Linked DNA regions of Homo sapiens: regions 1 and 3 are each linked to region 2. The links are chromatin loops, found by intact Hi-C in ENCODE. Cell type or tissue: PC-9. All regions are shown on one strand. Region 1 has its middle 60 kb from the start of ZNF684. Region 2 overlaps LOC105378676 (a long non-coding RNA gene). Region 3 overlaps CTPS1 (CTP synthase 1).

The links. Hi-C counts contacts between places; a loop is a spot of excess contacts. Peaks named below come from ENCODE experiments on the same cell type or tissue, not always from the same donor. Only the 100,000 strongest peaks of a DNase experiment are listed, where the experiment ranks them.
Region 1: it touches region 2 in a loop (16-fold over the local background); 21 of 110 quality-filtered maps call a loop at or near these places.
Region 3: it touches region 2 in a loop (10-fold over the local background); 12 of 110 quality-filtered maps call a loop at or near these places.

What each region holds. Positions count from the first base shown.
Region 1 is chr1:40,588,130-40,596,129 of GRCh38, forward strand. It overlaps the pseudogene GTF2F2P2. Among named protein-coding and RNA genes, the nearest start is that of ZNF684, 60 kb to the left of the region's middle. In PC-9, a CTCF peak has its summit at 4,247 (motif pointing right); a DNase peak (open chromatin) is centred at 4,202.
Region 2 is chr1:40,845,264-40,853,263 of GRCh38, forward strand. LOC105378676 (a long non-coding RNA gene) reads right to left here. Exons shown (of 3, transcript XR_947239.2): 2 at 3,534-3,563; 3 at 2,834-2,917. Among named protein-coding and RNA genes, the nearest start is that of CITED4, 13 kb to the right of the region's middle. RefSeq lists an enhancer at 6,736-6,825. In PC-9, CTCF peaks have their summits at 3,465 (motif pointing right), 3,669, 4,916 (motif pointing left) and 5,115; a DNase peak (open chromatin) is centred at 3,458.
Region 3 is chr1:40,999,835-41,007,834 of GRCh38, forward strand. It overlaps CTPS1 (CTP synthase 1), which reads left to right. Exons shown (of 19, transcript NM_001905.4): 10 at 1,195-1,283; 11 at 2,326-2,420; 12 at 3,280-3,342; 13 at 6,217-6,260; 14 at 7,615-7,711. Among named protein-coding and RNA genes, the nearest start is that of SLFNL1-AS1, 11 kb to the right of the region's middle. RefSeq lists enhancers at 4,157-4,306, 7,051-8,000 and a silencer at 7,189-7,389. In PC-9, a CTCF peak has its summit at 4,168; a DNase peak (open chromatin) is centred at 3,997.

The sequences.
Region 1 (8,000 bases), 260 kb before region 2:
CCTATTCCCAGACAGACTTTAAGGGTGTAGCTCCCGGTGATCCTTACTGAGCTTTTTGTATTTTAGTCTCTTCACCATCCAGAATTTTGATTCCAAGTTCCTTCATCCAAACATGAAGAAGTACCCTGGTTTATTTCAAAGACTCTCAGTGGACGCAAAAATAAATAAGCACTAAATACATTTTTATAGTATAAGTAGAGGAAAATGGCACATAGAAGATAGTTGTGGTGGTACCAGGTAGCTGGTACTCTCTCCCAGTCTTTCGTTCACCCTTTCCACCAGTTCTGAATATAATTTTTTAGCACCTCTATATATGTGTGATGCAGAACCAAGCTTTGGTTGATTTATTCATTTTGTTCTAGTTAAATGAATTGCAACCTTCCAACCTGAAAGTCCTTAGAGTCAATTACTCACTTGCTCTTAACATTTCTAGAGCTACTCAATAATTACATACAATTTTATCTGTCAACTAAAAAAATTTCCAGAGCTTCACTTACCAATTCAAATTGACCTAAAACCAACCATGAATTGTCCTTAACAGTCTAATTGGATGGATATATTTAGTAAATATTCCTTCATTGAAAGCCATTTGCACATTTAAGAAACACTCACTGAGTGCCCATCCTGTGCCAGGCAATCTGTTGCATAAAGCATAAAGGCTGGCCTGTTCATTCCTTCACCATGTGCTCGTCTGTGTAGACTGGAAATGCCCGTCCTCTGTGTGATTTAGCCAAGGTTGGCAAATACCACATCTGTCACTCAGACCATTTTGAAATTTTAATAAGAGTTTTTGAGAACCTGTCTCAAAAACAAATAAATAAATAAAACTCATGTTTATTGTTTCTGTGCTATTCAGAACCTTTGGAATAAAGCTGGCCTTTTCATCTTGATAACATTCTCTCCTAAAAACTCTGGTGTCCACTTAAATGAATACTATGTTTTCTTCTTTTTTTTGAGACGGAGTCTCGCTCTGTCGCCAGGCCAGAGTGCGGTGGCACAATCTCGGCTCCCTGCAACCTCTGCCTCCTGGATTCAAGCAGTTCTCCTGCCTCAGCCTCCCATGTACTGGGACTACAGGCACGCACCACCACACCCAGCTAATTTTTGTATTTTTAGTACAGACGGGGTTTCACCATGTTGGCTGGGATGGTCTCGATCTCTTGACCTCATGATCTGCCCACCTCGGCCTCCCAAAGTGCTGGGATTACAGGCATGAGCCACCGCACCCGGCCTATTTTGTTTATACTATACCTGGTAGAAACCTTAAGTGTCTCCTTATTCACCACTTTAAGTCGTAAGCCTCTGCCTAATTTTCTAGGCCATTCATACTTGATCCTGTTACTGAATGCCCTTCCATTAACTCTGAGCTCCAATTTCTCATAGAAGATGAATGGAGGGAATTATGCTCTAAGTGATTTCACCGATATCCTCAATCATAATAATTCTTTTTTTTCTTTTTTCTTTTTTTTTTTTTGAGACAGGGTCTTGCTCTGTCACCCAGCCTGAAATGCAGTGGCATGATCATAGCTCACTGCAGCCTCAGATTCCTGGGCTCAAGCAATCCTCCCGCCTCAGCCTCCTGTGTATCTGGGACTACAGGCAAGTGCCACCATGCCCAGCTACTTTTAAAATTATTTTGTAGAGACAAGATCTCACTATGTTGCCTCGGCTGGTCTCAAACTCCCAGCCTCAAGCAATCATCTCACCTTGGCCTCCCAAAGTGCTGGTGTTACAGGCATGAGTCACTGAGCCTGGCCTCTCACCTTAGAGAGTACTGAAACCACCCAAGAATTCCACATTTCATTAATTAGCCTGCTGCCTGCTTTCCAAGACAATTTGAAAGACCAGGCCTTGGTATCTGACATTTCAGAGTCTAGATTCAAGTCATCTCTCTGCCCGCTTAGTAGCTGGATAACCTCAGACAAGTTATTTAACTTCTCTCTGCCTCACTTCTTTCTTTTATTTATTTATTTCTTTTTTTTTTTTTTTTGAGATGGAGTCTTGATCTGTTGCCCAGGCTGGAGTGCAGTGGCGTGATCTCGGCTCACTGCAACCTCTGCCTCCCAGGTTCAAGCGATTCTCCTGCCTCAGCCTCCTGAGTAGCTGGGATTACAGGCGCGCACCACCACACCGGCTAATTTTTTTGTATTTTAGTAGAGACGGGGTTTCACCATGTTGGTCAGGCTGGTCTCAAACTCCTGACCTCGTGATCCGCCTGCCTCGGCCCCCCAAAGTGCTGGAATTATGGGCGTGAGCCACCGCGCCCAGCCCCCTCACTTCTTTATCTGAAGAATGAGCTCAAAATGTTGTTTAATTTACACGTTGTGAGGATCAAATGAGTTAACACCAACACAGTGTTACCTCATGCCTAAGAAGCACTCAATCAGGCTGGGCGCAGTGGCTCACGCCTGTAATCCCAGCACTTTGGGAGGCAGAGGTGGGCAGATCACCTAAGGTCAGGAGTTTGAGACCAGCCTGACCAACATGGTGAAACCCTGTCTATACTAAAAATACAAAAATTAGCCAGATGTGGTGGGTGTCTGTAATCCCAGCTACTCGGGAGGCTGCGGCAGGAGAATTGCTTGAACCCGGGAGGCAGAGGTTGCAGTGAGCCGATATCGTGCCACGGCATTCTAGCCTGGGTGACAGAGGGAGACTCCACCTCAAAAAAGAAAAAAAAGCACTCAATCAGTCGTTGTTAGCAATTATGACAATTTTCTCCCCCTTTCTGTAAACCAGCTGCAGCTTACCCCACTCTTTTCATAACTTTGCCTCATATTTTATTGAGAGAATAAGAAAACCACAAAGGAAAGCCAGGAAGCTCCCTTCTTCCTCCCACCACATCTACCTCTGTGCCTGCATCTGTACTAATATTGTTTCTTTCCTCTGCCCATTAAAAATGTCCTTGCAGGCCAGGTGCGGTGGCTCACACCTGTAATCCCAGCACTTTGGGAGGTCGAGGTGGGCAGATCACTTGAGGTCAGGAGTTCGAGACCAGCCTGGCCAACATGGGGAAACCCCATCTCTACTAAAAATACAAAAATTAGCCGGGTATGGTGGCATGTGTCTGTATTCCCAGTTACTTGGGAGGCTGAGGCAGGAGAATTGCTTGAACCCGGGAGGCGGAGGTTTCAGTGAGCCAAGATTGCACCACTGCACTCCAGCCTGGGCGACACAGCGAGACTCCGTCTCAGAAAAAAAAAAAAAATAATAAGTCCTTGCTGACTCAATCTGTGCTCAGGATCCCACCCTGTTTACCTTGAAGGATTTCCTCAACTTCACCTTCTTTCCAGTATTGTTGATATCCCCCTCTGACAGCATGCAGACACCTTTTAAAACAAGAGGGAAAAACCGAACCCTTCCTCAACCCTGTACCCCTGGACAGCCTTTGAAAGATGGGATGGGGCCGGGCATGGTGGCTCACGTCTATAATCCCAGCACTTTGGGAGGCCTAGGAGGGCGGATCACGAGGTCAGGAGATCGAGACCATCCTGGCTAACACGGTGAAACCCCATCTCTACTAAAAATACAAAAAATTAGCCGGGTGTGGTGGTGGGCACCTGTAGTCCCAGCTGCTCGGGAGGCTGAGGCAGGAGAATGGTGTGAACCCGGGAGGCAGAGCTTGCAGTAAGCCGAGATCGCACCACTGCACTCCAGCCTGGGCGACAGAGTGAGACTGTCACAAAAAAAAAAAAAAAAAAAAGAAAGAAAGATGGGATGGGAGAGCAGAAGAGGGTCTCCACGTTTCCCTCATGGGGCTGGCTACTAAAAGGAATATTATCTGATAAATGATGGCAAGTCCCAAACATAGCCCCTACCTTATAGCAAGCACATAAATATTAGCCATTCTTCTCGTCGCTGTTGCTATTATTATTTTAAGTGTTCATTTCAGTGCTTGCTGCCACAGAGTGGAATCTCTTACAAAGATATTTTAGGCACCAATTAGGGTTCCAAATTTAAGAGACAATTCACAGAACTCACTTGAAGTAAGGAAAGGATTGCGAATATTGCCTGTTCCCACTTGATCAGCCAGACGCTGTCTTCCTCTGCCTGCCAGCTGGCAAGTTTTAATTTGCTTGCTCTTTTAGTTTTTTTTTTTTTTCATTAATATGTCTGCATATAAAAGTGAGGCAGGAGACTGGCAGGACTTGTTTTCTGGTCACAACCCTGATGAGCAAAACAGGATCTGGCCGACAGGATAAAGTGAAGAAACCACTGAAACCAGCAGATGGAGACAAAAGCCATCCCTAGCTGTCCTCGTTACTCATTAGCATAAGACATTCCCACCAGTGCCACGACAGTTTACAAATGCTATGGCAATGACCCAAAAGTTAGTACCTGTTTCCTAGAAAGTTCTAAATAACGCACCCCTCAATTTGCATTAACCCACCCCTGAATTTGTGTGTAATTGAAAGTAGGTATAAGTAGGTATAAACAGAATTGCCAAAAGTCCATAGGTTGCTGGTTCTGGGTGCACTGCTTGTGAGTTAGCCTTGCTCCTTGTGATGGTTACTAATAAGTGTCAGCTTGATTGGATTGAAGGATGCAAAGTATTGTTTCTGGGTGTTTCTAGTGTTGCAGAAGAGATTAACATTTGAATCAGTGGACTGGGAGAGGAAGACCCACCCTCAGGAAGACCCACCCACATTGTGAGTCTTGGCACCATCCAATTGGCTGCCAGTGAGGCTAGAAAAGAGCAGGCAGAAGAAGATGGAAGAAGCTGACTTGCTGAGTCTTCTGGCCTTCATCTTTCTCCCATGCTGGATGCTTCCTGCCCTCGAACATCAGACTCCAAGTTCTTCAGCTTTTGGACTCTTGGACTTACACCAGTGGTTTGCCAGGGACATTTAGGCCTTCAGCCACAGACTGAAGGCTGCACTCTCGGCTTCCCTAATTTTGAGGTTTTGGGACTTGGACTGAGCCACTAGTGGCTTCCTTGCTCCTCAACTTGCAGATGGTCTATTGTGGGACTTCATTTTGTGGGACTTCACTTTGTGATCGTGTGAGGCAATTGTCCTTAATAAAGTCCCTTTCATATATACATCTACGCTATTAGTTCTGTCCCTCTAGAGAACTCTGACTAATACACTCCTTGAGGAGCAGAACCGTTCAATAAACGATTGCTGTGTAACACCACTGGCTGGCCCTTGAATTCTTTCCTAGGCAAAGCCAAGAACTCACCTGGGCTAAGTCCCAATTTTGGGGCCCCTCTGTCCTGCACAAAAGGGCCACATGTTTCAAACATTTCAAAAACACATTATTCTTCAGTTGTTTTAGAATGTGTGGTGTGGTCAAAGACAGGCAGTTATCAGAAAATATTTTCTCATTTTATATCTCTTTTATTTCCCTGGTTCATAATGTAAAAGTGAATACTTAAAAAAAGATACGTAGCCCTGTAACTCCTACCCCTTACCAAAAATAGCCCAGCCTCACATAAGTTTAGTGTCAGCAGATGACTATGCTCCTGCTATCTCCTGCTGCATGACCAAGGGTCCTCTTGCTCACTCTTGGCTGCTGCCGGATAATGTCAGTCTCTGCCTTCAGCTCCATGTGCTTTTGTGGGGACCACTGACATTTCAAACACCCGTCTCATTCAAGATTTCCTTGAGGCACACACAGGTTGCATTGTGATGCCAACCACATCCTTTATGTTGTAACACTGGTGTTTCTCGAAGGCAGCAAATAGCAAGGATAAAACGTGGTCTTTATCAGCCTGCACCCTCTTTCCCTCTTCTTTCTTTTTCTTCTCATATGCAATATTACACTGATGATTAGCAACAGGTTTATAACCAGCTGTGACAACCTTGTCCGGTTTCTGCAGGGTTTTGGCAGGTTTGGCAGATTCCTGTGTTTGCATTCTCTTCAGTCTCATGTAGTTTTAATTTGCAGCTGGTTGGCATTCCTCTCACTGTACCACTGTTCCTTCCAGTGAGAGCTTACTCGGTGCACGCTTAGTCAACACTGTGAGCATCTGCCCTCTGAGCCCTTGCACAAGAAACTGAGGCACCCTAGGTGTGCTGATGGGTGGGTTGTCCACCAATATTGTGAATGTTTTTAAGTTCCTCATTCAAAGTAAATGACAGCTCAGACTTTCTCTGATTCTTGGCAGTCTGCAGCTTCCCTACTTCACTACTTCCAGAAGCTTCAGACCACTCATGACAGGTATTTGGGAACCTCCACTAGCCACAACAGCTGCTCTGTTGGATTGCTTCCAAGTCGAGTTGCATGCTCTGGGTCTTGGGTCTGCTGCCTCCAGGCACCATGTACACCTGAGCTGAAGGTGCAAAGGGTAGGTGAGTTAGGGTTGAAGCAGAAGCAAGACACCAAAACCCGCGTGTTTCAGCTGCCATGAAAGTGTAAACCACATGCTGACTTCAGAAATGTTAAAAACTAGAGTCTTAGAATCTAGAGGATACTGTACAACAATCGTCAGTTAATTCATAAGGAAAAATTGGAAGCATCTTTAAAAATCGGGAGGTTAATAAAGAAGTATGGTACCTCTTTAAAAGAAGTACTGCACCAATTAAAAAGAATACAGTAGCTCGTATCTAATAACATGAAAAAATTTCTAAGACATAGACATCTCTCTCAGGCTTTTACTCAGTTGTGCCTTTTGCAGAGAGGCCGCCCTGGACTGCCCTGTTTCTCCCTGTCCTTCCCCGGCGTTTTCTCCTGAGTACCAGTCAACATGAATATACTAGATACTCCACTGGGTGACTCACGCCTGTAACCCCAGGCTTTGGAAGGCCAAGGAGGGAGATTACTGGAGCCCAGGAGTTCAAGACTGCAGTAAGCCACGATTGTGCCACTGCACTCCAGACTGGGTGACAGAGCTAGACCTGTCTAAAATATAATAAAATAATTTTAAATCTAGATACATATTTACACACACACACTAGATACTATTCATATTTATTTATTCATTTATTATTCTGTCTTTCCCACTAGTAAGCAGCATGAGGGTAGTTTGTGGCAGTTATTCACAAGGTGTTTAATAATTTTGTTTTTTGAATGCGCAAAAGGTCTTATTTGATGGATTTGTTTGCTGTGAATAAATCTAGCAGAGGAGGTGCTCCTGGAGAAGGAGGATTGGGCCAGGGGCCTCCTGGGCCCTGCCAGGTCCTCCTGGTACTTCGTCTGACCTGGTACCCCACTCCTCTGGTGCTCCGTGCCCTAATGACATGGTAAGAATGGCCTCCACACAAAGTGAGAGGTGCAGAGGTCCTGGGGATAGGGATTCATCCTCCCACCCGGCCTGGGCCGCCACCAGACCGGGCATAAGGGGAGGTGGACAGTCGCCGAGCCCTGGGTGCCTTGGCTTGACCCCAACTGTGGGCAGGGACCCAGGAGAAGGTGAGAAATTTCTTTCTTTTTTATTCTTTTTTTTTTTTTTAAGAGACATGATCTCGCTTTGTTGCCCAGGCTGGCCTTGAACTCCTGGGCTCAAGTAATCCTCCTGCCTCGACCTCTGGAATGGCTACAGTCAAGGGCTACAGTCAAGGGCCACCATGCTCAGCAGAAATTGTATGCTAAAATAACCTCTCAGGTGCCGTCTCGTGCCTCAGGCAAAGTGAGCAAACCCTGTGCAGGGTGAGCATAATCTGACGAAATGAAGCTGGGGAGGGGAGACTCTCCATCAGGCTGGGGCTCCCCAGAGCAGGCCGGAAGCTGTGTGGGATGAGGTCTCCCAGTGAGAGAGGTCACCGCCAAGCAAAGGTCCTCCTTGCAAGTCAGAACAGACCTTGTGCTGCCACCTTGAGGGACTGTCTTGATTGGGTTACATTAGAGCCATCCTGAGAATTCAGACACCTTGATTTGATTATGGGGGTTTCCCAAACCTCTTAAAGCAGGGGTCCCCAACCCCCGGGCAGCAGACCGGTACTGAACCATGGCCTGTTAGGAAACGGCCCCACAGCAGGAGGTGAGCTGTGGACGAGCATTACTGCCGGAGCTCCACCTCCTGTCAGATTACCCGTGGTATTAGATTCTCATAGGAGTAG
Region 2 (8,000 bases):
GAGTGCAGAGTGCAGTGGCCACTGCACTGGGCCATATTTCACGTACTTTTGACAGCTCCAATTGTTAAAACAGTTTCGTTTTCCCTCTGAGAAGCTGAGAGGCACATCTTCCCCTACCACCCACCTCTGTGTATAGCAGGACCGTGATAGCTGCTACCACGGTGTGTTGGTCTGTGTGGGATGGCATAGCAAATATCATGGACTGGAAGGTCTAAACAACAGAAGTGCATGATCACACAGTCAAAGTTCTGGAGGCTGGAAATTCAAGACCAAGTTATCAGCAGGGTTGGTTTCATTCTGAGGCCTCTCTCCTATGATTGTAGAGGCTGCCTTCTTCTGGTATCTTTGCATGATTATCTCTTGTTCTCTATGTACACAGGTCTGAGGTCTCTCTCTGTGTCCTAATAATCTCCTCTTCCTCTTCCTCCTCCTCCTCCTCCTCTTCTTCTTTGTGTTCCTAGTTTTCTTTTTCTTTTCTTTTTTCAAGTTTTATTTTAGGTTTGGGGACACATGTGCTGGTTTGTTACTAAGGTATATTGCATGATGTGCATGATGCTGAGGTTTGGGATACGACAGAACCTATCACCCAGGTAGGGAGCACAGTACCCAACAGGTCATTTTTCAACCCTTGATCCCCTCCCTCCCTCTCCCTTCTTGTGGTCTGCAGTGTCAATTGTTGCCATCTTTATGTCCATGTGTAACTAATGTTTAGTTCCCATTTATAAGTGAGAACATGCAGTATTTGGCTTTCTGTTTCTGCATTAGTTTGCTTAGGATAATAACCTCCAGCTGCTCAAGTTGCTGCAAAGGACATGATTTCCTTCTTTTTATGGCTGCATAGTATTCCATGGTATATACGCACCACATTTTCTTTATCCAGTCCACCATTGATGGATACCTAGGTTGATTCCATGTCTTTGCTATTGTGAAGAGTGCTACAATGAACATACAGTTGCATGTGTTTTTTTGGTAGAATGATTTATTTTCCTTTGGGTATATATCTAGTCATGAGATTGCTGAGTGGAATGGTAGTTTTATATTTAGTTCTCTGAGAACTCTCCAAATTGCTTAACTAATTTACATTCTCACCAAGAATGTATAATCATTCCCTTTCCTCTGTAACCCCGCCAACATCTGTTATTTTTTGACTTTTTAATAATAGCCATTCTGACTAGTGTGAGATGATATCTCATTGTAGTTTACGTTTGCATTTCTCTGATGATTAGTGATGATTGATGCTGAACATTTTTTCATGTTTTTTGGCCACTTGTATATCTTCTTTTGAGAATTGTCTGTTCCTATCCTTTGCTCACTTTTTAATGGGGTTGGTTTTTGCTTGTTGATGTATTTATCGCCTCTTCTTATAAGGATACCAGTAATATTGGATTAGAGCTCACCCTAAAAAACCCATTTTAACTTGATTACCTCTTTAAAGGCCCTATCTCCAAATGCAGTCACATTTTGAGGAACTGAGGGTTAGAACTTCAGCATATGAATTTTGGAGGGATGCAATTCAGCCAATGACACCTGCAACAGGGATTTCACCCACCAACCTGACGCATTTTCTGCTGTAAATGCACAGGATCTGAGAATCACTCGGGTTTGCCCCATCCCAACTGGCAGAGCTGAACAGAGCTATAGACATCATGGAACCAAGTGATTTGAAAACCCTTTTTTGAAGGCCCAGGAACCTTTGCTACAGCATAACCTATTTGGAATCCTAATATACAAAATATAATCAGTGCAATAAAAAATGGGAACCTCCCAGAGGTGGCCTCAATTCTCCCCTTACATACACATTGAGCATGTGCCTAGCATTTTGCTGCAGGCAAAATAGATCTGTCTCTGTGATGTATCCTTTATGTAACTATTGTAGTCGATTGTATTCTTTGTCTGAAAGTCTTCCTTCCTTCCTTGCCATTGCCATGGTTACCCTTGCATGGTGTGTACTTGCCTATCTGTCTTACAGCAGGTTTCCTGGAAACCAATTCCGAGACAGAGAGTGGTGTGCAGAAGGTTTTTAGGGGAGTGTGCTCAGGAGATTCATCTATAAGGAAGGTAGGAGGTAGGATTAGACAGAAGGAGAGGTTGATCTACTATGCGATAGCAACTGAGGTAGCTGCTGATCCTCAGGAGCCCTAGAGCTCATCTATCCCCGAAGAGTTGTGCTAAACTGAAGGAAGAAGGCAGGCCTTTGTTTTCCTTCAAAGGAAACCATCAGCCAATCATTAGCCAATCATGGCCATGACTGTGGGTGAGGCAGTTCCCTGTGGCCAAGGGCAATTCCCAATGAGTGACACAGTTGTGAGCCAGCAGAAGATTCCCAGCAGGCTCTGAAGGGTGGATCTGGGTGGAACCCCATAGCATCCACTCTACCAACCCCCTGACTTTGGGCTTGGCCATGGGATTTATTTTGGCCAATCGAAGGCAGGTAGGAAGGACAGTATGCTTTTTTTCAAGCGGAAGCCATACAGTCATGGCAAAGTTCTTCCACCTCGAGAGCCTCGGATAGCCGTTGTTTCTTCATCCTGGGTCCGGATGCAGGCATGTGGAGCAGACCTGACCTAGACTGAATTCAAGAGTCCAGCCTGGCCCAGCCAGCATCAGCTGAACTGCAGTTGACTTGGAGACTTAGGAGTGTGAAATAATCATTGATTTTGTAGGACACTGAGATTGGGGGTTTGTTTTCTTCATGGCATTATCACGGCAAGACCTGGTTAAGACAGCTAGTAAGGTGGATTTTACTGGAAGCAATGTCATAGAAGACTTACATTATACATCACAGAGGATTTTAAAAATCCTCCTTCAACATCTTTGTTTTTGTCCCAAATGGCTTCTCTGGGCATGAGGCATATCCTCTTCTCTTTCTTTTTTTCCCAAACAGGCTCTAAAATGAGTGGGAGATGTGAAGGATTTCCTGGAAGAGGTGGGAAGACTGCTGTCAAACAGATACCCTGGCAGAAGGATCTGAGGCCTGAGACCCAAGCTGCCCCGCCTGCCCAGAACTCGGATGGGGTCTGCCCTTACTTCCCACTCGCCCCTGCCAGACTTCCCCTAAATCCTCTCCTGGACCCCACAATCTTGCTCCTTCCCCTGGTGTGACTTCAGCTCCTGGAGGACAAGAAACACATCTGTGGCCAGTTCACGGTGGCCCACACCTTTAAACCTCAACACTTTGGGAGGCCAAGGAGGGTGAATCACTTGATACCAGGAGTTCAAGGTTGTAGTGAGCTATGATCGCGCCACTGCACTCCAGCCTAGGTGACAGAGTGAGACCCTGTCTCTAAAAAAGAAAAGATATGCATCTGCTGGGGTCATCACTCTCCCCAAAGCAAGGCTGGGCACACAGGTGATTCGTATATGCTGGCTGGAAGGGAGGGAAGCAGAGCCACCTGGGATTGATCATCTCCCAGTGAGAATACACCCAGTCCCTGTTGTGTGTCCCCACGGCCACAAGGCGTCAGTAAAGACCTTGGCTTGGAGTTGTCTGGAGCCAGGAAAACAGACTGGACTTTGAGGGCAGGACACCTCACCTGAAGGTGCTTTAGTTAGGTTCAGCACATCTGAAAGAGAGAGAGAGAAATAGGGGTGGTAGAACTGAGCAGTTGACAGAAGGGGACTCCAGGACTTGTCTCAGAGAGTAAGGGGCTGTGTTCTCTGCCCTTCATTCACTTATTCTACAATTGTTTGTTCATTTCTAGTACATGCCAAGCACTATTTTAGGTGCCAAGGTCCTAGCAGCTCACTCACAAAGTCCCTGCTCACATAGAGTAGATAGTAGATTACTGTCTAGACAGAAAACAAACAAAAAAAACACGATAATTTCATGGGGTGATAAGTGCCGTGAAGAAAATAAAATGGAAATGGAATAGTGACTGTGTTGCAGGGGGCGTCTTTCAGAGAGATGGTCAGGGAAGCTCAAGGGGAATCCAAAGCCTTCATAAAAAGTCAGAGCTGCCAAGGCTCCCAAGGGACCACTGGTCCCATAGCCTCATTTTGCAGCTGGGAAAACTGAGGCCTAGTAAGCCAAGGCAGAGCCCAGAGCTGAGCCCGAGTCTCTCGACCTCCAGATGGCTGGATGGCTTCCTCCTCTCCTCCCCTCACATCCTTAACCTCCCCCATGTCATCTTAGGGGGAAGGAGCAGATACAGGGGTGCTCTCAGAACGTGGGCATTAAACAGGGACCAGGGGAGTGAAGGGCAGCAAACAATACGAAACCACACAACAATGGGAAAGAAGTTCCACGAAGTTCAGATTTTTCCCATGCTGCAATTCTGAGCCTTTTTTTTTTTTTCAAAAATATTATGCATCAAATTCTTCTTCTGAAGTTTGGTTTTGGTGCCTCTGCTTTGCCTGTTTGAGGGGTATGACTGTGGAGAGTCATATGGGAGCCTTGGTTCCCTCACCTGCAAAATCCGAACCCAACTTTCCTGACTCCAGCAGTACTGTTGTGTGCAGCCTTTGTAAAGACCACAGGCACCCCCTCCCCATGGCTGTGCGGGTCTGGTCCCTTCCCTCTGCTTCTGAGCCCATCCCCGCTTGCCCACCCCAGCCCTGAGTCTGTCCACAGGAACATCCGACACAAGCGCACTTTGTTACAGACTCACTGTGACACCATGAGGTGGTTTTGGGTTTGTTCTCATGCCCGATTTGCCAACCAGGAAGCAGGCTTGCATGTGTGAGAGGGCTTGCTGAAGGTTGCACAGCCAGTAAGTGACAGAGCCAGGACTTGAACAGAAAGTTCCATTCAGTTTTCTCTACTCAAGGCTTCCATCCAAAATGACAACAACAGCAACAACCACCACCCAACGCTTTGGTGTTTGGGGATCTAAGCTTCATTTCTCTGAAAATGCACTGATGTGCAATGTGGATTTCGTGTTGGTCGAGGTGTCCAGGTGGTGTCACTTGGTGTGGTGCTGCCACCTGCCGAGAAAAGATGGGTGTTGCATCCCATCTCAAGCAGGCGCCGTCCAGGCCGAACCCAACTGTAGAGGCCTTTTCAATGCTTTTAAGTCCACTAAAAAGCGCAGCAAAGAAGCCCCAGACATGGGTCACTTGACCCATGGAAACACTGAGGTCCAAAAAGATCCTTTAAACAATTCATCTACCTTTGTTGACCTGACTTCCTCTTTTCCCATTTCCCACTGACCATGGCATCCTGTCTCCTGCCTCTCCACTCCCCTGGAATTGCTCTGGCAAAGTCATTTTGACTTTCTGATTGCCCAATTGAACAGCCTCTTTTTAGTCCTCACTTTACCTGACTTTTCAGCAGCATTAGGAACCCCTGACCACGCCCTCCTTTGGGAAACATCTCCCTGGGCTTTCAGGACACCTTTCTGCTGTTTCTCTCCCACTTCCCCAGCTGCTAATTCTCGGCCTCTATCCAAGGTTCTGTCCTTGGCCACATTCTTTTATCACTGGGCATCATCATTCCCAAGGCAACAATGGATGTGCTAATACCCCCCCAAACAAAGTTACTGTCAGTCCAGACCTAATTCCTGAGCTCCAGACCCATTTATCTGGCCCTCTTCCTCCTAGATGTCCACCTTGGATGGCCTGATGTGTCCATCCTAATCTATCCTGCTCCCTACAGCCTGCTCTTCCTGCTAGGATTCACCTCATGGAAGAGTCACTCTGTGCCCCAAGCCACACCCCTGGGAATCATTTTCCACTCCTTTCCTGTAGCCTCCACATCAGTGGGTCATTATCGTGACTGCAGGATCCATTCCCATCTTCTTCCCAGTAGCAGAACCTCTGAATTCTGCTTACACATATGGCCACCCAGAATAAAGACTACATTTCTGAGCCTCTTTTGTAGTTAGGGGCAGAAAACTTCCAGAAAGTTCACGACTCCTCTTTTCTCTTTTTTTCTGGCTGGAATGTTGATATGGTAGCTCGAGCAGCCTTTTTGGATCATGAGGTCTAACCCACAAATGACAAAGCAACAAGGTGGTGGGGCCTAGATGCTGACACTATGGATAACTACACCCATTCTGGACTACCTACCTGGTTCTTTTTATTTAAGCTACTGTTTTTCTGTCACTCAAAGCCACGTGCATAATCCTAAGTAATCGAGATAGAGTCATTCATTCTTCAAAAGAATATTCATGTATGCTAGACATTGCATTTCATGCTTTCTCAGCGCTCTCCATTTCTCCCACCTGCCCCTCTCAAATCCATTCTACTCACCACAGCCAGAGTGACCTTTCCAAAACACAAACCCAACTGTTTCCACTCGGCTCATGTCGTCTGTGACTCCCCATTACTAACAGAATCAAGTTCAAGCTCCTCAGCCTGCCACTAAGGGTCACCCCTCTTTGACCCTTGCCTACTCCGAGCACAACCCTTCCCCCGCTGACCATGCACCCTACACACTAACCACCCCGGACTTGTTGCCTTTCCTAGTAAAGTCTTATTCATTCATGTCACTCGGCATTTGCACACATTGTCACCTCCCTTGGAATTTCCTTCTTTCACGTGCTCATGTTCAAATTCTACCCCATCCTTCCCACTGTGTAAGTACCTAGTATGTGTTATGAACTGTGGTCAGTGTTTTCACAGCAGCAACTCATGGGTAAGGCCCCTTACTATCCTCATTTTACAGACAAGGAAACTGAGACTCAAAGAAGGGAAGTGAGTTGCCACAGATGAGTATTCATAGTGATGACTGCTACCAGGTCTACTAAATCTAAACAGTTCTTTTTTTTTTTCTTTGAGACAGAGTCTCGCTGTGTCACCCAGGTTGGAGTGCAGTGGTGCGATCTCGGCTCACTGCAACCTCTGCCTCCCGGGTTCAAGTGATTCTCGAGCCTCAGCCTCCCGAGTAACTGGGACTACGTGCCACCATTCCGGCTAATTTTTGTATTTCTAGTAGAGACAGGGTTTCACCATGTTGGCCAGGCTGGCCTCGAACTCCTGACCTTAGGTGATCTGCCTTCCTCGGCCTCCCAAAGTGCTGGGATTACAGGCGTGAGCCACTGTGCCCAGGCAACAATTCTCTTTATGTAGGACTCAGGCCTCTGATATCTTCCCCATCTGTACCAAGTACTCTGGGGCATAGGAGACTTGAGTTCTAATCTCAACTGAGCCACTTATTACTGTCACTTGGCTGTGGTGGAGGCTGCTGGTTGTCTACCAAAATCCATTTCCCCTCTTCCAGAGTAATTAAGTTACTGATGAACACATTGTCGCCAGCTAGAAACCGTATTTCCCAGCCTTCCTTACTGCAAAGTGTGCTCATGTAATTAAATTCTTGTCAAGAAAATCTGAAAAGTGACATGAGTCACTGGGCCTTAGAACACCAGGTGTGCTCACCTCCTCAGTCTCACCTTCCTGAGAGCCAGACACAAAGATGTCCATGACCCAGATTCCGCTCTGCAGAAAAAGATAGAAAAGGAAAGAAAGCCAACTTGGACTTTGAGGAGACATCTTGGCCCACGAGGTTGGAGTCATGAAAAGCAGAGCAACAGGAAGCAAGCAATCTGGGTCTGAATGACGGAGTGGAATCAGAAAGAAGTCTTTTCTGCTCTGCAAGCCACTTTAACATCTTTCTGGGCCAGGTACGGTGGCTCATGCCTGTAATCCCAGCACTTTGGGAGGCCCAGGCAGGGGGATCATTTGAGCCCAAGAGTTTGAGATCGGGCTGGGTAACATAGTGAGACTCCATCTTTACAAAAATTAAAAAATTAGCTGGATGGCGTGGCGTGCGCCTGTAGTCCCAGCTACTTGGGAACAGGAGGATTGCTTGAGCCCAAGGAATTCAAGGCTGCAGTGAGCTGTGATTGTGCCACTGCACTCCAGAGTGAGGCTCTGTCTCAAACAAAACAAAATGAAATCCACTTTTCTTGTTCTCTTTGTTGTAGCAGCTAACACTTAAATATTTCTTACTATGTGCGAGGCACCATCCCAATTATGTTAAATATTTTAACTCAATAAATTACTAGCTGTGTGGAAGCAGGCAAGTCATTTCGTCTCTGTAAGCCACAGTTCCCTCATCTCTC
Region 3 (8,000 bases), 150 kb after region 2:
ACCACTCAGCAATGAAAAGGAAGAAACCAGGCTGAACACTGACTGGCTCAAGCCCATAATCCCAACACTTAGGGAGGCTCTGCTGTGGGAGGATCGCCTAAGACCAGTAGTTCGAGAGCAGCCTGGTCAACATAGCGAGACCCCCGTCTCTGCAAAAAAAAGTTAAAAAAGAAAAGGAACAAACAACTGATAAACACAGCAACATGGATGAACTTCAAAAACACTAAGCAAAAGAAGCCAGACACAAAAGGTTATATACTATTTGGCTCCATTTATATGATGTTCTATAAGAGGCAAAACGAATCTGTGATGATAGAAATTGGATCTGAGGTTGTTTGGGGTAGGAGGTAGAGGGGCACATTCTGGGAAGATGGTAACTTATGTTTTGTTTTGTTTTGTTTTGTTTTGTTTTGTTTTGTTTTGTTTGAGATGGAGTCTCGCTCTGTCACCCAGGCTGGAGTGCAGTGGCATGATCCCAGTTCACTGCAACCTCTGCCTTCCAGGTTCAAGCAGTTCTCCTGCCTCAGCCTCTTGGGTAGCTGGGACTACAGGTGCATGCCACCACACCCAGCTATTTTTTTTTTTTTTTTGTATTTTTAGTAGAGATGGGGTTTCACCATGTTTGCCAGGCTAGTCTCGAACTCCTGACCTCAAGTGATCCACCCGCCTCGGCCTTCCAAAGTGCTGGGATTATAGGTGTGAGCCACCACGCCCGGCTCATTCTATATCTTGGTGTGTATGTTTGACAAAACTCTTCAAAGTATGCACTTAAAATGCTTGTATTTTATTGTATGTGAATTATGCTTCAATATGGTAGAAAGAAAAAGAAAAAACCCACAAAAGCTGGGCGGAAGATGGGCTGAGGAGGCTGTCATTGAACAGAAAGCCCTCTAGAGTCTGCTGCAGAGGCTTAGCTGAGACCCGATCCTGAACACAGTAGAGTGCAGAAAGAGAGAGATTTGGGAATTTAATGATTTTGAAGGAAACTGTTGTATTTTAAAACCTCATATTTAAAAAATGTTTAAGTTATTAAATATATTAAGTTGATCACTTTAAAGCCAGTATTAAGATGATCACTTTAAAGCCAGAATCAAGAAAGACAACTTTGATAAAATGATAATATTATTTAAAAATTAAGAACGCACAGCCTGGGGTCACGAGCCTGCTTTTCTCCCCTGTCTGAATAACATCCAGTACATAGATTCTGCGGACTTGGAGCCCATCACCTCGCAAGAAGAGCCCGTGCGCTACCACGAAGCTTGGCAGAAGCTCTGTAGTGCTCAGTGAGTAGAGTTCGCTGCCTTGGGTTTCCAGAGTTCTTTTGGTTTGTTTTAATGAAAAAGTCCTCTTGTTTTCATGTGCCAGTAGTAGGTAATTGACTTGTTAAAATATTTTTTAATTGTTGAAAAGACTACATGCCATCTGATTTAATCCTTAAAAAATGCAGCTTGTCAATATCATTGGATCTGAAAAGCTGCTCTGATTTTGATATTGTTTGCCATATGCATCTATTGATGAGGCTCATTTAAGGATTTTTCATCCAGAACATTTGATGAGTACCCATCAGTAGAGTCTCATCAGTTGTTTTGGCAGCTGTTATTTATAATAGTAAAACATTAGCAAGAATTTCTGGTTCACTAGAACAGTTGAATATTACGGAGGTGTACACCTTCTTCTGAGTGTCTTGGTCAGTACGGCACACAGAGCTGATGAAGAAAGGCCCCCTTAGGGGAGCATTTTAAGCCAAGAGGTAAGATAAATTGTTAATATTAATATATGTATTTAAAATTTTGGGCTGGGCACAGTGGCTCATGCCTGTAATCCTAAAACTTTGAGAGGCTGAGGTGGGAGGATTGCTTGAGCCCAAGAGTTCAAGACCAGCCCAGGCAACATAGGGAGACCCTGTTTCTACAACAAAAACAACAAAACCAGCTGGGTGTGGTCCCAGCTCCTTGGGAGATCAAGGCTGCAGTGAGCTGTGATCACACCACTGCACTCCAGCCTGGGTAACAGTGTGAGACCCTGTCTCAAGAAAAAAAAATTGTGAACAACTCAGTACCAAAGATAGTGCAGTGGCAGTATTACAATTATGTATACTATCTTTTTCACTTGCAATAAGCATGTTCTTAAGTTACTAAGAAAAGTCCATAGTTTCATATGCAGTTTCTAAGTTGATAGTGTTTACATACAATTCATTGTCACAGTAGCACAATGTATGGGGTTAATTCATGGCTTCAGTGTCTTGGTAATGGCCCGTTAGGCGATTATTGCAAGTTGGACTGGTAGAAAAGGGGAATTGCCTTTGTGGTTTGTTCTTTTGTGCAGTGGAGTGCTGGTTCCAGGAGGATTTGGTGTTCGAGGAACAGAAGGAAAAATCCAAGCAATTGCCTGGGCTCGGAATCAGAAAAAGCCTTTTTTGGGTAAGGAGCTCTGCAGTGCAGTCTTCACTTAAGAGTAGGAAAGAGTGGGGAACGGTGCCACGTGGGAGCCTATGAACAAAGTGGGGGGATTACTGAAACATGCTGTCTTTGTGGATAGGAGCTCAAGTAGAAGCCTTCATGTTTTCTCTTTAGAGACAAATTCAGTCTTGGAAAGCTTATTTATGCTTATGAGCTACATGTAGATGTCGTGGAATTTTGAGAGAATGAATTGTGAATTCCTGTCCATTTAATGAACCCAGCTGTTTGTAGCACACGTGAGGTTGAGTTTTATATCTGCTCACTTGGCACAACAGCTGACTGTAATTGGACAAAATGATTTTGCATGCCTCCTGGTGCTGTACATTTTAGTAATTTTCAACTTGAACAATTATAAATAAAAACTTAATGAGAGAGGGTAAGAAAACTTGAATTTTAAAGTACTGAGGCTAGGCACGGTGGTTCACACCTGTAAACCCAACACTTGTGGAGGCTGAGGCAGGAGGGTTGCTGGATCCCAGAAATTTGAGGCTGTAGTGAGCCAAGATCTCTCCACTGCACTCCAGAGTGGGCAACAGCAAGACCCTGTCTGGGGGGAAAAAAGTACTGAATAGAATATCACTTACTTCTAAAATCGGATAACTTTGCAAATCTAGAATTTTCATCTACTTTACATGCAGTTTTTGAAATCTAATACAAGTAAAGTGTAACAGCAGAGAGTACTTGTTCATAGCAGGAAGTTATGAGTTTGCAATTATAATTCTCCAAATAAAGGACACAAAGGCCATTGCAGAGGCTGCTGGGAAAAGTAGGAGCTGCCTTTTCAATGGAGTTTTGTTTGTTTTTTCCCCCCGACTGGAAGGCGTGTGCTTAGGGATGCAGTTGGCAGTGGTTGAATTCTCAAGAAACGTGCTGGGATGGCAAGGTAAGCGTGCATTAAGACACTCATTCAATTCCCGCTTGTGTATTTCTGGAGGATATGAGGCCTGTTGCCGCCTGGGTGATCAGGAGCTTTGGAGAAGGGCAGGCCTGGGTTCCTAGCACCTCATGGTGTGCCGTAAGGGAGCTGCCTTGCCTCTTGAGGAACAGCACGGCTCCTCCATGCAGGAAGGAGGGAGCACAGCCAGACTCCCTCCTTTGCCTTCTGCCTCTGTGTTCCTGTTCTTGAGATTCTGTCACTTTGATCACCGTGGCCACCATCCTGAAGCTGGTGCCTGGTGTGAAGTCCTTGTCCTAAGTGAGGCTTGGGCAGTTATTATGAGAACCTGGGCTCTGGAGCTATTGAAACTGGGCTCAGATTCCAACCTTACCGCTTATGGGTGATTTTAAGCAATTTACTTAGCCTTTATGGGCCTCCGTTTTTTCTGTAAAATGGGAGTAATAAAGGTACGTACTTCACATGATTAAGGGAGATAATGTATGTAAATAGTCTCTAGTAGTGCCTGGAAAATAGGGAAATGCTCAGATAATATCAGCTCTTCGCCTAGCTGTGTATTACTATGTGACAGACCTCCCTAAAGCTCAGTGGCTCCCAACAGCAGTGACTTCTCATCTCAGTATTCTGTGGTTTGGCTCAGTGCCTGGGTTTCAGCTGCACGTGGTGTACTATCTGAGATGGCACACTCCTGCCTTGTGTTCAGCTGTGAGCTCGGCCCAGCCGGGACGTCAAGATGCTGTCTCCACCTAGTGGCTCATCATTCATTAATCCAGCCCAAGCTTCCTCACACAGGGTGGGCAGCTGGACTCCAAAATGACAGGCCTGTTATGCAGGCACTTATCAGGCCTGCTGATGTCCCGTTGGCCAAAACAAGTCACGTGGCCAAGCCCCGAGCCGGCAGGGGAGGAGAACACACATGGGTGTGAAGACTGAGCATGCTGCACTGGGGCCACCCTGGAATGGTCCACCACAGCCCATTTATTCTCTGTAGCCCACCCGACAAATACTAGATTTTCAGAAAGACCTTGTAAATTCTGTGGAAAATAAAGTAACCTGAAGGAATGTAAAAGCAGTTTGACTTTATAAAGAACAAGTGACTCTGGTGGCCAGCATATGGTTTAGGGCTGGGTTTCATTCACCCTTTCCCTGAGAGGCTGCTTCACAGTGACCTGGCGGTGTGGCTTAGTTTGGTAGACAGCATGCCCTTGAGTGCTGGCTTCTGAGTCCTGAGAGGCACTGTCTTATCACCCGCCACCCCAGAGCTGGCTTTCTGGTCTCCCTGGATCCTTCACAGCCCCAGACCTCTGCCTCTCACTTAGGTTCCCAAATGGGTAGGTGCTTTGGTGATGAGCTTACACTTCAGTTGAGACTGGACCCTGGTTCAGGCCAGGAGGAGAACAGTGCCCAGCGTTCACATAGTACCAGGAACTTGGTCCTTTGCCTTTTGGTCTTTAGTGGTTTTGCTTTGGTTAGACGGTAAGTTCAATGAAGGTTAGAAAGGTTGAGTTGAAATCAGTTCATTTCTGACTGAGCTATTGAGTGAAACAGTTGAGTAGGGCTTTGTATTAGCTGCTGAAGATGAAAGAAGTATAGAAGAAATAGTACTTGTTTATCTCAGAGAGACAAGAGTCTGAAACATTAAGACAATATAAAAACTTGGCTGGGCATGGTGGTTCAGGCCTGTAATCCCAGCACTTTGGGAGGCTGAGTTGGGTTAATCACTTGAGGCCAGGAGGTCGAGACCAGCCTGGCCAACATGGAAAAACCCCATCTCTACTAAAAATACAAAAAATAACCAGGTGTGGTGGTGTGCGCCTGTAATCCCAGCTACTTGGGAGGCCAAGACATGAGAATCACTTGAATTCTGGAGGTGTAGGTTGCAGTGAGCCAAGATTGTGCCACTGCACTCCATTCTGGGTGACATAGTGAGACTCTTGTCTTAAAACACAAACAAACAATATAAGAACTGTCACAGGCGGGGCGCAGTGGCTCACGCCTGTAATCCCAGCACTTTGGGAGGCCGAGGCAGGCAGATCACCTGAGGTCAGGAGTTCGAGACCAGCCTGACCAACATGGAGAAACCCCGTCTCTACTAAAAATACAAAGTTAGCTGGGCATGGTGGTGTATACCTGTAATCCCAGCTACTCGGGAGGCTGAGACAGGAGAATCGCTTGAGACCTGGAGGTGGAGGTTTTGGTGCCGAGATCACGCCATTGCACTCCAGCCTGCCCACACTTGTTGCCCACAAGTGTGAAATTCTGTCTCAAAAAAAAAAAACTGTCAAAGATACAGTATCTAATTAAAAATTACTAGGTTATGCCATTAGTTTTGATTTTCCCATTTTGTACTGATTGACTTTCCAGAGAGTTATACTTAACGTAAAAAAATTCACGTGTGTGTGGGTTGAGTATTTTATGTCTTAAAAATGCTATTTATTGCCGGTCTGGTGGCTTGCACCTGTAATCCCAGTACTTTGGGATGCCAAAGCAGGAGGATTGCTTGAGCCCAGGTGTTTGAGACTAGCCTGGCAATATAGCCTTTGTCTCTCCAAAAAATGAAAAAAAATTAGCTGGATGTGGTAGTGTGCCCCTGTAGTTTGACCTTCTTGGGAGGCTGAGGCTGGCGGATTGCTTGAACCTGGGAGTTCAAGGCTGCAGTGAGCTATGATCGCACCACTGCACTCCAGCCTGGACAACAGTGAGATCTCGTCTGGGGATGAGGTCAGGGGGATGCTATCTTTAGTTTTTGTTCTAATCACTGATCTTAAACTGAGGAGGGAAGTTGTGTTTAGAGCTTAGCAATGAAACTATTAATCACTTTCGTTTGTAACTATTTTCATAACAAGTATTTTGGTATTTCAGATGCCAATTCTACAGAGTTTGACCCTACGACCAGTCATCCCGTGGTGAGTCAAGTGTTTGAACCTCCACAGGGCTTAGAAGGGTGTAGAAGGGGCATTTATGAACGTGATTGATGATTAGAGACAAGAAGTGAGACTGCTTGAGTCCATCCCAAAGAACCCTGAGGTTTTGGGCACTCAGACCTACCAGAGAGGAAAAACTTTTCTTTTTCATTATGTAATTCCTCCCTAATCTTTCATTGACCACAGAAAGTTTTTAAGACAGGTACCAGCCCAGGAAACTGGAGGGGATTCCTGATTAAAATTCTTCTCCATCCCTACTCCCCTCAACTCCCAGAACACAGTATAGATACTAATATGAGACCCTGGCATGTGTACTTACTGTGTGCCAGCCGCTGCTCTCACTGCTTTCATATGTATATTTTATATTAATTCATGGGATCCCCAGCCATAGTCCTGGGAGAACTGCTGGGTTGGAGCACTGGTTGGCTTAACCGTATCCAAAGATTTTCCAGGCTGGCGTACCTTGCGTTAGATTTCATGCCGAGGGCATGTGGCATTCTCAGCCCGCTGTACTGTTAGGCACATGGAGGAGGGACGATGCCTTTAATCACCTTTGAATTCCCAGCCCAGGGTGACAGGGATGTAAAGGGAAGGGCACTTATTTACGTTTTTCAGCAGTCAGCAAATGTGAATGCGTACTATATGCTGGGACTGCCCTTGTCACTGAGGACACCGTGCTAAATGAGACGGACAAAGTTCTTGATCTCACGGCACTTAGACAGCATCACTGTGTTTGTTGACCTGAAATTGAACTTTGCTGATACTAAGGCCTCAGGAGTGGACCAGCAAATGTTTTGCAGCATGGGGCTTTGGGGTCAGGAGGAACAGGGCACAGAGAGCCTGGAATCAGAAGGTGCCTGGGAACGCTGGGCTGAGAGGTGGACTGGGCCATCAGTGCATGGCCCACCCAGTCCTCAGATGCTTGCTAAGCTGCAGGGTGCTAGCCCTGCATCCCTTGCCTTTGAGCAGTCATCAGGCTAGCTGGGGCGATGACAGACATGTTATGACACATCCAGTCCGTGTCTGTGCTACTGTATCAGTCTTTCTAAGGAAGTGATGCTTACCGTCCACAGTGCTGGGGCGGGACTAGCCTGAGGAGGGGCTGCTGTGGTCCTGTCTGCAGATCAGGAGGACAGGCTGAAGGACGGAGCCTCCACCCAACCGAGGTTACAAATGCCAACTGGGAGGCATTTTCTTCTGTGACAAAATGTCTCATAAGGAAAGCCTGGAGAATTAGAGCTTACTTACAAGCCTTTGCCACCCACTCAGCGAGGGAGGTTTCTCTCTAGCGGAAGCAGAGTTCTGTAGTTGGTGTCTGTTTTCTGAACATCTCCAGGTCGTAGACATGCCAGAACACAACCCAGGGCAGATGGGCGGAACCATGAGGCTGGGCAAGAGGAGAACCCTGTTCCAGACCAAGAACTCAGTCATGAGTAAGAGCTGCCTCACGCTGGCCCAGCCTTTGGCTCTGCGTGCCCAGGACGCGTGTCTTAGGGTGATGCTGTGGCTTCGAGGAGCAGGCTGGCTTTTTTTGGTTTCGTTCTTGCTTTTGAAGTTCATTCTTTCCTCTCTTATTCATACCCTTTTAGGATGCACTGTGATAGCCATAGAAGCAGTGTGGGTCTTAGAAAGGACACTGGCAGTGCAGTCAGACTCCTAGGCATGGGCGCCTCAACAGAATGAGGCAGTGAGGTTACATTCATCCTTATCGGTTACTTTCCT